Linked DNA regions of Homo sapiens: region 2 is linked to region 1. A link is an interaction called in ENCODE POLR2A ChIA-PET data of the cell type or tissue named here. Cell type or tissue: Panc1. All regions are shown on one strand.

Region 1 (8,000 bases):
ACTAGTAACATGGTGATAAACTCTCAAAGCCCCTCAATAGTGCTACAAGCATGGTCTTGCATGTAGTCTCTTGTGGAGGTACAAAGGTGCTCCTTCCCCCAGTCGGACCCAGCCTGGATCCAAGGAACCCCACTTTTACTTTCAGCTGATGCCTCTGTGCAGTTCAAAAGGCATATAACTGTATGTAGCCCTCTGGGTAAAGGTAATATGTATCTCCCATGGAGGAAGGTAGGGGTTAGAGAAAGGGCCCATGTACCTAAGGGGGTTTTGGAGCAGGGCAGAAGACTAATCCCACAGGCTCTGGCCGATGGTCCTCCCTGTGTGTCCTCTGCCTTCAGGGGCTTCCTGGTGTTCCTGTATTTCTTTTCTGAAGCTCAGTGATCTGGGATTTGTTTGAGCAGAAATGGAGACGATGAAGCCAAGCAACAGATATAGGCACGTTTACTTGGGGAGTAAAGGGAATAAACTGGTACCGGGAATCTGGCAGGCTCTGATGGGGCTTCCACTTAAAGCCTTTTATCTGGATTTCTGTCCAGCCTCTCCTGCTGCCCTTCCTACTACTCCCACTCCTCCTGGGAATCTGAGCTGTGCAAATAAACCCAACCCTGACTGGGCTGGAAGCAGGCAAGTGACAGAGAACCAGTGAAAAGGGAAAGAGGCTTCCCGTCTGTCTCCTGGGGCCCTGCGGCTGGAGAAACTGAGGGTGGGGAGATTGGATCACTTCCGCCATGAGGGCTTCAGCTGCATCCTGTTCTCACAGCCCCCTCCCTCCATCCTGCCCTCTCCAATTTATCTCTGAAGCTGTGTGCATGTCATCTCTAATGGCTAACATTTATTGAGCACCTGCTATGTGTGTTCTGGGCACCAGGCCAAATGCTTTACACACTCTAGCAGACCGGGCTCTGAGCTGCAAGCAACAGAAACCAACTCTGGCTGATTTAAACCTAAAAATAATTTACTAAAAACATCTTTGGTTGCTCATAGACTCTCTAAAGGGCCTAAATACCAGGTTTGGGGCTACACACTCAAGAATAACACCCAAAGTGATGCTGCTGCAAAAATGGTCCACATTTGAACACCACTGCTGCTGGGCTGGCCCTAGGCCTGGAGCTTGCCAGCTGGATGCTGGCCACCAAATTAGCAGCACAGCCACTGCTGTCCTGAGAACTCTTAAAATGGTTGCAGCAACCAGATATAATTCTTTAGGATCCCCTTGAGTCTTGGGCAGGTGCATCCGAATGGCAGAGCCAAGTCTTCCATAGTAGAAGGTAGGCTCTGCCACCCACTCTGGTCCCAACATAGGGAGAAATCTCCAGACACAGGGAGAGAGTGAGGTTGGCCACAAAGACAGACACCTGTCCACTTCACATGCTTGTTCTTGTTTCTCTCATTTAAATCTTGACGGTGGATATGTCATCCTCACTCATCAGAACAGGTACATGAGGGTCAGAAATATTAGCCAAGGATACACAGCTAGTCAGCAGCAGAAAGCCCAGGAGGATTGAGGGCTAACTGACTCCAGAGAGAACATCTCCTAACCCTAACTCTCTTAAGCCTCCTGTCTGCAGCACTGCCAGACAGAAAGGAGCAGTCTGCAGGAGAAAAATAAAGCAAGACAGAGAGCAAGAGACAGAACATGTTTGTGTGTCCTGTGTCTGTGAATGTGTGCATGTATGTGTGTGTGAATTGTATGTGTGTCTACATGAGTCTGTGCATGTATGGCTTCCCTGCATTCCCCTGTTTACAGTTGCAACCCATGCCCCTGAGTGAGAGTATAAGTGTATGTGAATTGTATATGTGTGTTTGCATATGTCAGTATGAGTCTGTGTGTGTAAATATTGTGTGTGTGTTTGTTGGGAGGGGGTGGGTTCAGGACCTCCCCCTGACCCTGCCCATTTAGGATATCAGGAGCTGACTATAACAGCCATGCCCTATCTACCCATTCCAGGGATAAGAGCACATCTGTACCTAAAGGGGCTCCCTAACTCCGGACTTTATGAAGTTGACCAAAAGGATCTATAAAGAGAACTGAATGCAGGGTTGGCATTCTAAATCCTTAATACCCTAGTTGCTACTGGCTCTGACCACAACCACACAGCTCCACTCCACATGCTGCTCTGATGCCCACTCTCTCATCAGCAGCCCTGACAGTGTGCAGTATGGGCTGAATATATAGAAACCACACAAACTCGGAAGGAAACATGGGGTCTTTGAAATCAGTCCCATTGGACTGTGAGTTTCATGTCTCTCTTGTTCATCCAAAGGCCCAGGGCTGCCCCATGCTGGCACGTGGCAGGTGCTCAGTTGAATGAATAAATGAGTGGGCAAGTCAGTGAATGAATGAATAGGCCTTCTCACTGACAAAGTCACAGTGCCCTGGACCAGCATCACCAGGTGGGTCACCTCCATGATCCTGGTCTGCCTTGACGCCTCTGTTTTCCAGTCCCCATACGATCCAACAGAGGCTTTGTTCATCTCTTGCTTCCTCTAGCTTTTTCCCATGTCCTGGTATTTGCTTATTCATTTGCTTAAAGCACTCTTCCAGAGTATGAAATCTGTCCCCATTAGTTTCTATAGGAAGGCTTTGATTCCCTCCAACATGTTCTGGAAATGCTAGACGAGTAGTATAGCAACTCACCACACCTCAAGGAAGATTCCCTGGATGTGCAGCCAGGGAGCAGGGACAGGAGACAGAAAGAGGCTGGATCTGTGGATAGCACAGTGCAGCTCCCCCAAAGCCTGGACTTAGGGGACTGCAAAGCCCACACAACAACAGGACTGGGACGTAACTAAGCTGCCATTTTCCTGACTGCACAGTATTTGTGCACACAGCAGTCAAGATACCTAGAAGATTAATATTATGTTTGATGCTCAGATGACCTGCTGCAGACCCAGGATCTCATCTCAAGACCTGGAGGAGAATCCAGTCTTTCAGTGAAAGAAGTTACCTGCTTATTGCATCCCATAATGAGGCAGAGTCCTTGCTCTCTGTTGCCCAGGCATCTCAACCCAGGGCTCTAGGCTTCGGTTTGTGCATCTGGCCCCCTGCACATCTGGAGTGTTGGAATTCAGAGAGTGCAGCGGCAGCTTCTGCGGGCCCTGCCTGGAGGAAGCCTCAAGAGGGAAGCACTGTTCCAGCCTCAGAGCCTGCGTGTCTGAGCTCAGTGTAGTTCGAAGCCACCAGCACATGCTGGATTCTTCTCCCCTCTGCCTGGTCCCTCTCTGGTTATTCTTTCTCTTCTCTCTGCCAGCCCAAGCCTCCTCTGGCAGGAGAGAGGGAGAACTGTGTTGCAGGCAGGGAACTGAAAGGGAGAGGATGTCCCAGAGGAGCTGACAGCTCACGACTGTTGCTCACCACAGCAGGGAAGGTTGCCTTCTCCTAGCCAGTTGTGTTTTCTCCTCTTCCAGCCCTCATGCCTGTTTGCTGGGGGGAAAAGTGTCAGTGTCAAGGCTCAGGCATGTCATCTCCCTTGCTGCCAGCAGGCCTCCCGGTTCCTACCAAAGGGCTGCTGGAGGGGAAAGGCCACCTCAGCTGAGGCGTGCCTAGGTGAGGGATCCCTATGAAAAGCCAGTGACATCCTCCTGGCCTGGCTTCAAGTCCTCAGGGAGCCACAGCACAGCTCCCTCTCCTCCCACGGATGCTGGCTTCCCCGCATTGCCCTGTTTACATTTGCAACCCATGCCCCTGAGCTCCCGGTCCTCCCAGAGGCTACAGGACTCGGCAATAAAGGTGGTGACAAAAGAAGAATTAAAGCAGGCTGAGGGGAGCCGGAGCTAGAGAAAGCGCCACTTTACCCAGGGCAGTCAGGGAAGTCTCTCTGTGGAGGTGACACTTGAGCCTGGAGACCTGCAGGAGGGAAGGGGTGAGCTGGGCGGACACCTGGGAAAGCTCACTCCACAGGGAACAGCGTGTATCACCCACGCAAGGAGGGGTCCAGCTGGTTGGAAGAGAGCAAGGAGGCTGTGTGGAGTAGCAGGGACAGGGGGGAGGCTGAGGAAATGAGACCAGAGCAGGGCTGAGCAGGTCAGTTGCAGCTTCCAAAAAAACCCTTTTAGGCATTTAAGTATCATTAAATTCTCACTCAGACACTCTGAGATAAGTATAATTATTATCCCCATTTTCCAGATGAGGAAACTGAGGAGGCGAGAGGTTACATATTTCCCACAGATCACAGAGCCAGGATTCAAGCAGTTCTTGCCTGTGGTCTGCACACCAAACTGCTTTGCTACGTCACCCGTAATAGTAACTCATCCACCTGAGAGTTGGGCAGACACGAATCCCAGTGCTGGACAGCAGCGCAGGATTTCTATGGCCCTGGCAGGTGAATTCTCCTCTGTGTGCTTCTGTCTCCTCACACGCTGCACCTCACAGGGTCATAGTGAAGGAGGAAGCAGAGATGAGCAGACATGGCTTCATATGGTCTGGGGATCATCCTTCCCTTCCCCACCCCATTTCAGGCAGATGGGGGCAGATTCCAGAAGCCAGGGGTAAGGAAGGTCAGTCTGAAATCTGAGGGGGAGTGGGCAGCTCAGCTACAGAAACCACAGGGCATGAAGGTGAGGGTTCTGGTGGAGGGCGTGTCTTCCCAGGGTGCCAAGGGGGTGGGTTCCAGAAGGCCTTAGGCCTGGTTCTTCATGGGAAAGGCTTAGCTCTGAAAGGCAGAACACCCACAGATAAGAGGAAAGAAGAGTGGGTCAAGTGAAGGATTTTCAAATGAAAGGAGACTTGAAGCAGTGGAGAGAGTGGGAGGGAGATGGGGAGTGTTAGAGACAGTGATAGCAGGTGGGTGTGCTCAGGGCCAGTGTTTGAAATAAGCAGGCGTGGCCCTTGGTTGGCTGTCCATGCCCCAGGTGCAACTACACTCACTGTTTGCAGAGCTTGGCCCTGTGTGTCATTATTTGCAGAGCTTGGAGCTGTTTGCAAAGCTTGTCATTGCCTGTGTCACCATTTGTAGACCGTGGCACTGTTTGTCATTCTGTGGAGTTTAGTTTTATTTGCAGAGCTTGGTATTATTGGGAGAGGCTAGTACTGTTTGTGTCACTGTTTGCAGTACTTGTCCCTGTGTCTGTTGGTGTTATGATGTCGACAGAGCCCATTCCTCCCTATTTCTCTGTTTGCTGAGCCTGTCAATGCTGATGTTACTGTCTCTGTGGATGTTCGGGGTCTGTCACAGTCAGAGGTATGGTCTGCAGTGCCCTTCACTTCCTGGGTCCCTGTGTGCAGAGCCTGTCATGGCTGGAGTTATGGTGTCTGTGCTGTCAGTGTCACAAATGCAGAGGCAGTCTCTCTGTGCAACTCTGTGCTGAGGCTTCTCACTGTTAGTGTCGCTGTCTGCGTCATGATTTGCAGAACCCATTGCTGCCTGTGCCTCTGTTGACAGGGTCTCTCACTGTCTATGACACAACAGTGAAACATGATATCACAGAGGAATATTCTTCACAACCATATCTGAAGCCTATCTCTGATCCCCAGCAGTCACTGCGCCCCCCACCTGGGACACATACACCACCTTGCCCCATGCTCCCATGCCCTCTGACCATTTTTGAATACTGGCCTCTGGAGTCTCGTAAGACCAAACACCCTGCCTCTGCTCCCTGCCATACTTAATGGGCCTCACACCCTGCTTCCTGGAGCTTGATTTCACTGCGGAGTCCAGGCCTCGTGGATGGCTCTAGACCAAGAGCACAAGCAGATTTACAAAAGAATCAGTGTTGGCAGGAAGGGGAAAAAAATGACATAGAAAGAGAGGAGCCATCAGGAAAGATGAAAGGGTTTTGCTTCTTCATCTGACGGGTCTTGAAGGCTGTCTTCGGGAGGGAGATGGCTCCTTACGGCAGAGGGTGTAATTAATTAAGGGTGAGGTGCAGTGAGCTCAGGCAGCTGGTGCAAGTGATAAAGTGGCATTGTGCAGCGAGTCCCCGGTGGTGACGGAGATAAGGGCCCTGTCACAGGCACGAGGCTTGCTGGTTGCAGCGTGGGGAAGAGGCAGGGGTGTTTCTAGAGGGAAAGGCAGGAACTGGCCAAAACACATTTATGGGTGAAGCTCTGCCTCCTTCAGACCACAGCACCTTGAAGTTTAATCCCCTGGTGGGAAAGCCGAAAATACCCATTATGCCACTGCTCATTTCTTGTAGACAGAAATATAGAAAATGAGAGCATGTGTTGAAGAAAAAAAATCAAAAGGAATGGTTAAAAGAAAGTTTTAAATAACATTTTTAAAAGCATAAGAAACCCATAGACTATTTTAAAAAAATAAAGAAAATCCTCATTGAAAGCCAGGAAAAAATGTGTGCTGAGGATCAAAAAGACTGGTTTCTGGAAAGGAAAAAAAAAAAAAAACCCTCTGCATTGCTAACTAGCAGAGAAAAAGAAGTCATGTAAAGATGTAAAGGGAAAGGCATCCTGTAAGTGTATATAATCTATATTATATATTTATATTTTATTATTAATTATTTATTACAAGAAAAGAGTGCATGGCAGGTCAGATGTACATTTGAAGTCAAACATCCAGGAAAAGCATCTGAGAATCCCCTTGTGAGGAACTCCAAAGCCAGTAATAACAGTTCCTTTAAATAACTTCAAAGTCAGGGAACCAGGTGAAGAATAAGTGGGAGCCCTCAGTGATCACAGTGCAAAAGGTGCACAAAGAACGAAAAGAGGCTGGTGGACAGGCTCAGCCAAATCTGTGCCAGGGAAGATGGCCCTGAAATCTCCACTCCCAAAATGCCTTTTGATGGTGAGAGTTGAATGTACAAGATCAAATATTAATGACAATGGTAACTCCTTACATGTACATATTGATTTATGGTTTGCTTTTTTGTTGTTATTGTTTTTACTCACATTATCTCATTTAATCTTATCATAACATAGTCTCTAAGATGGGCAGGAAAGGAATTTTTAGTAGCCCCATTCATAGATGCGAAAATTATTATCAAAATTGGTTATGAAGTACTATGGTTTGAATGTCTCCTTCAAAACTCACATTGAAATTTAATTGCCTGGCCAGGTGCAGTGGCTCACACCCGTAATCCCAGCACTTTGGGATGCCAGGGCAGGTGGATCACCTGAGGTCAGGAGTTTGAGACCAGCCTGGCCAACATGGTGAAACCCCATCTCTACTAAAAATACGAAATTAGCCAGGCGTGGTGGCATATGCCTGTAATCCCAGCTACTTGGGAGGCTGAGGCAGGAGAATCACTTGAACCCAGGAGGCAGAGATTGCAGTGAACTGAGAACGTGCCATTGCACTCCAGTCTGGGCAACAAGAGCAAAACTCCACCTCAAAAAAAAAAAAAGAAAGAAAAGAAATTTAATTGCCATTGTGACAGAATTAAGAGGTGGGTCACTTAAGAGGTGATTGGGCCATGAGAGATCCACCCTCATGAATGTATCAGTGCCATTATTGTGACAGTGAGTTACTGATAAAAAGGATGGGTTCACTATTCTAATGTTCTCCCTCTGTTTGATACACTCTCACACTTTCTTGCCATGTGATGTCTTCCACAATGTTATGACACACCACAAAGGCCTTTACCAGATGCCAGTGCCATGCTCTCGGACTTTCCAGCCTCCAGAGCCATGAGCCAAATAAATTTCTATTTTAGTTACCCAGTCTGTGGTATTCTGTTATGGCAGCAGAAAATAGACTAAGAAATAAGGCAAGAACCTTCAGCTAAATCATGTCAGCATTGGAACATGATCCTAAAACCCAGAGTCTTTATGCAATATCATGCTATCTCAATTTGGATTCTTGCAGAAGCTGAGCCTGAGGCAATGATGTGGGTGCAATATCGTTTATTTGGGAGGTGAAGAAAGCACTGAAAGAGGAATGGGACAGTGGAACAGGGAAGGGGAGAAACCAAAACAGAGTGAGTGATCAGGCTGGCTAACACCTGGTTCCTAAGGCCCAGTCCTGCAGAGACCTTGGAGCAATAGCATAGCACTAACTGTAAGAGTTTTCCTCCTTGAGGGGAACCCAAATTCTGAATTTCATCCGGAA
Region 2 (8,000 bases), 320 kb before region 1:
GGCTGGTCCTCTCCTGCCTGGAACTCCTCACCCTGAACTCTGGACCCTTGTGACCTTGTTAAGCCTGGATGCACACCCTGAACTCCAAGACCCTTGTTGAGGTATCATGCCTTCTGCTGATTCCAGAGATGATGCCTGTGTCACTTCCATAAACACTCCCAAAGAAATACCCAGGCCTGAAGGTACCACTGTGTAGCTTTCTTGGTAGTTCCTCCACTCCCATTCTCCTATTCCCTACTACTTGAGAATGAAAGGGCTCTATCAGTTCCCATCAACCCCTCAAACCTGGAGCTAGGCAACTTAATTAAGATCTCAAATATGAAATACTGAAGCCTGAAAACTTCCACCTGGGATCCATGCACAGAGGACTGGAACTGACAGACAGATATTGACATCCCGTCAGTGGGCAACCCCAGTGGCTGCTGCCTCCCTCCTCACCTGCCCACCTGCTCTTTTGCTGGGGAAGCCACACTGGAGGAAATTGAGCCCCCAAGGCCCACCTGATATGGTTTGGCTGTGTCCCCACCCAAATCTCATCTTGAATTGTAGCTCCTACAATTCACAGGTGTTGTGGGAGGGACCTGGTGGGAGGTAATTAAATCATGAGGGTGGGTCTTTCCCAAGCTATTCTCATGACAGTGAACAAATCTCATGAGATCTGATGGTTTTATAAAGGGGAGTTTCCCTGCACAAGCTCTCTTCTCTTGTCTGCCACCAGGTGAGATGTGCCTTTCACCTTTTGCCATGATTGTGAGGCCTCCCCAGCCATGTGGAACTGTGAGTCCATTTAAACTTTTTCTTTTCCTTTTTTTTTTTTTTTTTGTAAATTATCCAGTCTCGTGTATGTCTTTATCAGCAGCGTGAAAATGGACTAATACACAGCCCCACCCTTAGCACAGTGTTTGGGGCAGAAGAGGCCAGAGGGGTTAGGAGAGGTGGATCCAGCAAGGACCCTGCAGCCAGCCCCACAGGTCTATCTGAAGACTTCAGAGCCAGTTTCACCTGGGCATCATGACAGTCCTGTAAAGGCAGTGATCAGTACTCCCATTTCACAGAGAAGAAATGGCTGAGACTCAGAGAGGGTAAGTGATCTGCCTGAGGTCACACAGCTGGGACTGCTAGTATGCAGCAGTTGAGACCTTTAACACTAGCTTCTGGGTCCACGGTCTGGGCTTGTTCCTCACTGTGTGACAGACATGGAAGCATTTTTCCTCATTTCAGTGAAAAGTTCGCCCTGGCCTGTGGCTGGTCAACCACCTTCATCCCTGGAGCAGCTTAGAGCCTGCTGTGACTCACGCTCCTCTACTGACAGGATGCCAGCCTGCTAGGCCATCTGCTGGGCAGGGCCTGAGGAGCCCTGTGTGGCCAATGCTGCAGGGGACACTTGAGTCCTCCAGGGCCTCGTTCCTTTCCCCTCAGGGCTAATGATGTAAGTTGAGATGGCAGGAGCTAAGCACACCCAGAACAGTGACAACAGCAAGAGCAAACACCAGCTGGTAACTGTGCGCCATGCTCTAAGTGCCCTATGCCAACTCACTTAGGCCTACCGCAACTCCCCGACACAGCTGCCATCATAATCCAGATTTTTCAGATGGGGAAACAGAGGTGCAGAAGTGTTATGCAAAGATAACATGGCAGAGCTGGGATTAAATCCCAGGGAGGCCACCGTCAGTCTGCTCTGAATCACGGCATTCCACCATTTTGTTGGGCCACAGTGATATAAGAGCATGTCCACTTGAGAGGTGGATGGACATCCTTGTTTACTGAATACCTGTTGTGTAACATAGGTTTCCACATTCATGATTGCATTGAACACAGCCACCCCAGGTCACCAAAGATGTACCACGAGCCCAGAAATCTTCTCAATATTTAGCCACCTTCTCCTGGGAAGCAGATCACACTAGTACTACTATTAGTACTACTACTAATAGCAACAAAATAAGAAGAACAGCTAACATGAGGGCTTACTCTGTGCCAGGCACTATTGTGAGATATTTAAGGGGATTAAGACTCTTTTAATACTCCCTAACATTGTTGGGAGGCCATTATTGTTATTCTCATTTCCACTTAACAGATAAGAAACTGAGGCACAGAAAGGTTAAGCTACCTGCCCAAGGAGGCCCAGCTAGTAAGTTGGCAGAGCTGGGATTTAAATCAGGCAGTTTGGCTCCAGGGCCTCCGCACCTGACCCCTGGGTCATGCTGCCTCTCGGACACTGCCCCGTCTTCCTGCCCTTCCTGGGCAACTTTGTGAGGAACCCTGCCTGGTCTCCCCAACTCACCTTTGCTCCCCAACTCAGAGAAAATCATAATGTGATGAAGCCACATCCTAATGTGATGAAGCTGCGGTTGGGCTGTGCTGCTGATGGAGGTGTAACAAGGCAAGGCTGATTCTTGGCGGGCCACTGGAACCGGGATGAAAGGTCAGGTCTGGAACAGTTTTGCACTGTAATTGGCCCATCAGAAACAAGGCCAGCAGGAAAAGCCTGCTAGGATGAAGAGCAGAAAGGCGGAAGGCGGCTCCTGATTCCTCTGCTCTGTGTGTGTGTGTGTGTGTGTGTGTGTGTGTGTGTGTGTGTGTGTATGTGTGCGTGTGTACGTCTGTGTGTGTGTGTTGGCGGTAGGAGGAGTTGGGGTGACTTAAGGAGAGCCAGAGCCAGCTAACTCAAAACAGCCCTGGCTGGCAAGGTCAAGTTTGCCTTTTCTAATAACAATAATAACCAGTATTTGCCTAGCACTTACTTGTCCTGGCAAGTTTACACGCATTATCTCATTTAATCTCCTACAACCCTCTGAGGAAGTTATTCCGGTTTAGAGAAGGAGGAAGCTGAACAGTTTGAACTTTCCCTTGGGGGAATGATGGGGCTGAGACCAGAACAGGTCCATTGCATCCCACAGCCCACACTTCTTAAAAGCAAGACACTTCTGCCTCCAGGCAACCAACAGACAAATTGCATGAGAAAGCCACGTGAAATGGGCACTCTAGTGAAAGATATAGAATTCATCTCTGACCTGTGTCCCCCTGTCCACCTCATCATCCAACCCTACAAAACCATCCACTGATCCTCCAAGCTATAGCTGGGGAGCCTGGATTTCCCCCTTCACTCCTGCTCACAACCCATCACTCTGGCTGGTAGATTCTACCTTCTGAACACCCTCTGCCTTCCAACTCCACATACAGTGTTAGCTTAGGCCTCTCCATTTCTGGTCAGGATGGACTCAGCAGCCTCCAGTCAGGCTCTCTGCCACAAATTTTGCTCCCTGAAAGTGCATTCTCAGCACCACACCATCTCTAGTGCTCCACCTAAAACACAACTCTGGCTGTGTCGCCTGCCCACTGAGATGCTTCAAGTACTAACTATGGTCTACAAGAGACAGTGCAAACTCCTTAGCTGGGCTCCCAAACCAGGCTGCTGTCACATTGTTGTCCTTCTACCCACACAGCCTCTGACGCTGCCCACATTCTCAAAAACTTGCCCAGGTAGGAAAACACTGCAGAATCAGCCGGGCCCTGAATGGGCAGATGGCACTTCCTAGAAGGATAATTAAAGATCTTATTTATCAAGGGGCTAGTTGTAAAGAGGCAAGAGGGTATCACAAGGGAATGTGCAAGAACCCAGAGCTAATAGCAGCCAAGAGCCGAGGTGTTACGTCTGCCTCATCCCCAGGAGAGAGAAGCATGTAGGCCAGTGCTGCTTGTAGTGTGGCTCACAGATGGATGCCGGCCCATGGACTGTTTGTTCCTGTTCCATGATCAGACACTACAGAAGTCAAGAGTAGGAATTAAGGCTTTATAGCAATTTGGCATTGGTTGTCACATTGAAGTGCATGATGATTATTTCTGGTAACTTAGTTCTAGTCTTACAAAAACACTGGCCTGCAACAGAGTGGGGAAAATCGAAGCTGCTCCTTCACAATGAATAGCTTGAGGAGCCCTGGGCTAGTGCAGGCTTTCTCAGCCTCACCACTGTTGACACTTTGGCTGACTATGTCTTGGCTGTGTGGGGCTGACCTCTGCATCGTAGGAGGACAATCCCAGGACACCCCTGGGCTCCACCCACCAGATGCCAGAACACACCCACAGTGTGACAAGCTAAAATGTCTCCAAGCATTGCCCAATGTCCTCTGGGGGCAAAGTCACCCTCCATTGAGGCACATTGGTTTAGAGAATTTGGTTGAGAAACAGAAGCTGCCAGGGGCAACCTTACAGGGTGGGCACCGGACAAAGAAGTAGCCGGACCTCACTCTTCTCTGCCGCCGACCTTCTGCTGCTGCTCTGCATGGCTGAACCAAACCGAAAGCCAGAGTTCACAGGCACATGCAGGTCAGGCTTCCAGAGTGCAGGGCAAGGCGGAGGAGGGGAGAGTGGATCCCGAGGGACAATAGATAATAAATGGCTCAACCATCAGGTCAGTCATGGGCACCTCCATGAAAAACACGTCCCTGAAATCCTGAGAGATTTCTTTCCATCATGTAAACTACCAACATCTCTGTTAGCAGAAAACATGAATTGCTATTTTAAGTTAAACTGCTCCAGTGCGTTAAATTTAATTAAGCTCACACACTCTAAAAGACAATTTGAAACTGCAACCCCAAGCACTTACCAAAGAAACACAAAACAAGCCTAAGTGGCTGCCTCTGGATTGTTTTTCTTTTTCTTTCCTTTTCTGTTAATATTATTTTGGCATTGTTCATTCAGCTTAACACTAGCACACAAATCTACGGCTGATACTAGAGGTCTATGAAATCACAGGCACATACTGTTATTCTACTGTGGGCTCTCGAATCTGTTCTCCACATTTCACCTGCTTGCCTCTGCCTGTGGGGAACTACATTTCCCAGGCTCCCTTGTCTGTTCCCAGGTTTCTGAGCCCTCAGGCTGCCAGTTGGAGTTGGCCAATGGAGGCACTGGAGAGAGAGACTGGAGGGCCGGAAGAGGGGAGAAGCCAGGTATCTCTTCTATTTTTTCGTCTCCAAGTGGTTTCACCCTGTCAGTGAATCTCCTCTGTGATTCCAGCTGCCAGGGTTCCAGCTCCTGCTAGACACATTAGGATCTTAGTCACTGGTCATGCCATCTCCTCCTGTGTCCTTCCAGCCTTGGATGGGGATGGGTGGGTGGCGGTGGCTCCCAGCTGTTGCTAATCTCTATAGCGCCTCACTGTCCTGCCCCCCACCCACTGCTCCCATGCTCACTGCCCCCACCTGTTGTTGACCTCTGAGCAGCTCCATCATCCCTGAAATCCAAACCCTGTACTGAATTCTCTTTCTTTTTCTTTTCTTTTTTTTTTTCTTTTTTTTTTTTTTTGAGACACAGTCTCACTCTGTAGCCCAAGCTGAAGTACAGTGGTGCGATCTCTCGGCTCACTGCAACCTCCGCCTCAGGGGCTCAAGCGATTCTTGTGCTTCAGCCTCCTGAGTAACTGGGCCTACAGGTGCACGCCACCAAGCCTGGCTAATTTTTTGTATTTGAGTAGAGGCGGGGTTTCACCATGTTGCCCACGGTGGTCTTGAACTCTTGAGCTCAGACCATCCGCCCGCCTTGGCTTCCTAAAGTGCTGGGATTACAGGCGTGAGCCACGGCTCCTGGCCTGAATTCCCTCTTTCAAAAGACCTAAAATGTTCTTTTATTTCTGACTGAATCCTGAATGACACAAGGAGATAACCCTTACATTGTTGAAAACATTCTATTTATTAACTTATTTCCTTGCACTTTGGGAAAAGATGATCATCACTTCATGTCAGCAGCAGCACATCTTGGCTGTATCTAGTGAAACTCCAGCTTTAGGAAACAATTTACCAGCTTCTCGGAATCACTCATCACTCCCCCAGTAAGCCAACTTGATCCCATTGCACACAGTGGTCCCTCTTCCTTAGCATCATATCTTTCTCCACTGGGTGACCTCATCTTTTAAGGCCTGACTCATAAATTACCTCTGACCTCATCAGAGCTATCTCTTCTCTCCCTCCTCCCACAACCACTCTTACAGTCCCCTGTTAAAGCCCTGGGGGTCGTTCATGTACACCTTTCCCTTGAGGACTGGAACTGTGTCTTATTCCTCTTTGTATTTCTACTGCTGATCACGATGTCTGGCCTAGAGTCAATGCTGAGTAAATATTTACCCTACGGTTAGGCAGTGAGTGCAAGAGTGCTTTGCAAAATGTTAGGGCCTAAACATATGTGAGGGATTCTTATCTAATATTCAAGGGTTAGTTAATGGTGACTCTCAGACACTGGCTGGTTCTGAGGACATCTTTCTGGAGAGGTACTTTTCCTTTTTTTTTTTTTTTTTGAGATGGAGTCTTAGTCTGTCACCCAGGCTGGAGTGCAATGGCATGATCTTGGATCACTGCAGCTTCTGCCTCCCAGGCTCAAGCAATTCTCCTGCCTCAGCCTCCTGAGTAGCTGAGATTACAGGCATGCACCACCATACCTGGCTAATTTTTGTATTTTTAGTAGAGATGGGGTTTCACCATGTTGGCCAGGCTGATCTCAAACTCCTGACCTCAAGTGATCCACCCACCTTGGCCTCCTAAAGTGCTGGGATTACAGGCATGAGCCAACACACCCGGCCTGGAGAGGTGTTTTTCTATATCCTTGAGGCTTACTGCAAGGGCTCCTGAAAACCTTTCATGGATGTGCATATACATATGTGTTTGGGGTATGTGATTGTGTGTATGCCTGTGTGTGAGAAGATGTGTGTCTAAGAAGTATCATTTGTCAGCTGAATGTGTGGGTATTTGTGAGTGTGTGCCAGAGTGTAGGTGTTTACATGTATGTGGCAATAAGGGGTCCTGGTCCTAGGCAATGTTAGTCATTGTTCTGCCCCTCTTTCAACCAACCCCCTAACCCCACCTCCCCCAGAGGCTCCCACATCCTCTGAAACTTCTGAGGTGACTTCCTATGTGACCTCTCTCTGTAGGCTGAGGCTCCTCTTTTCTAATGGAACAGAGTTTACCCCCCAGAAAAGGCATTTGGGCCTCAGGAATAGGAATGGGAATGGAGTGGGAGTTTCCACCTGGTCCTCAGCCTCCAGGAAGAGCCTGTGGAATGACTACCAAACCCCACTCTCCCCCTCTCTCATGGCTTCCAGTCTAGGCTACACTCTCCAGGCTCCCTTGCAGCTAGTGTGCCCATGTGACCCTTTCTGGCTAAAGGGATGTGGAGGATGTCATCTGTGCCAGATGATCTGTGCCATCTCTGGGCCAGGTCTTCAGTAGCTCGGGTGCCTTCCCCACACTCCCTTTTCCTTCTGCCAGCTGGACCCTTGGGCAGGATGACAAGGCCTAGAGGGAGGTACGTACTGGGTACCTAAGTCTCCCATAAGGAAGGTCTCCTGATAACCTGGCACACCGCTCTGGACTGTTAGGAAAGTGAGAAATCAAATTTGATTCTGCTTGAGGCTTTACATTATGGCAATTATTTGCAACAGCAGTTGCCTCCCCTGACTAACAGACACCCACAGGTTAGATGAAGTGAGCCTGAAGTATTTGCTATTTAGTAGGTATGTGAGTGAGAGACAGGGTGAATGTGTGTTTGTGTAAGAGGAAGACATTGGTGCTGGTGTCTATACAAGAAATCCTTGCCTTCCTGGAGTTGTCAACAAATACCACCTCTTGTATCTGCATAATTCCTCCAGCCTCCAGCCTCCCCTCTGCCCCACTAGCACCACGCCTTTCTAGGTGCTCTGTCCTCTCCTCCCTCCATCAGTGATGCACCATGGCTGCCTGTTGAGCCTCAGCACTAATTTGGAAGGGCCACATCAGGCTTCCCCTACCCGACCCCTGGCTCTCTGTGTCCTCATTACTGGCTCTTCACAGAACCACTGGCTTGCCACCCTCTCTAGTTAGCCTTGAGATCTCAGACTACATGACATGGCCTCATTAAACCAAGCCAAGCAGCCCTTACTCCCAGATTCTCTCTCTTCCTGCGAGCCCCAAAGGGACCTGTTTGCTTTCATGCATGAGCTGCAAGGGAGTAGAGGAGATGAGTGTTGTTCCATC

What was found. ChIA-PET counts read pairs that join two places held together with the same protein. Peaks named below come from ENCODE experiments on the same cell type or tissue, not always from the same donor. Only the 100,000 strongest peaks of a DNase experiment are listed, where the experiment ranks them.
Region 2: POLR2A ChIA-PET joins it to region 1 with 8 read pairs; 2 of 35 experiments call an interaction of 5 or more read pairs at or near these places.

What each region holds. Positions count from the first base shown.
Region 1 is chr6:40,710,040-40,718,039 of GRCh38, forward strand. LOC101929535 (a long non-coding RNA gene) reads right to left here and starts at 5,339. Exons shown (of 3, transcript NR_187731.1): 1 at 4,868-5,339; 2 at 4,257-4,359; 3 at 2,805-3,424. It overlaps LOC105375052 (a long non-coding RNA gene), which reads left to right and starts at 5,503. Exons shown (of 4, transcript XR_926789.2): 1 at 5,503-6,405. RefSeq lists an enhancer at 3,121-3,622. In Panc1, no CTCF peak of the experiment used is centred here; a DNase peak (open chromatin) is centred at 4,932.
Region 2 is chr6:40,394,150-40,402,149 of GRCh38, forward strand. All of the region lies in intron 2 of LRFN2 (leucine rich repeat and fibronectin type III domain containing 2), which reads right to left. Among named protein-coding and RNA genes, the nearest start is that of TDRG1, 20 kb to the left of the region's middle. In Panc1, no CTCF peak of the experiment used is centred here; no DNase peak of the experiment used is centred here.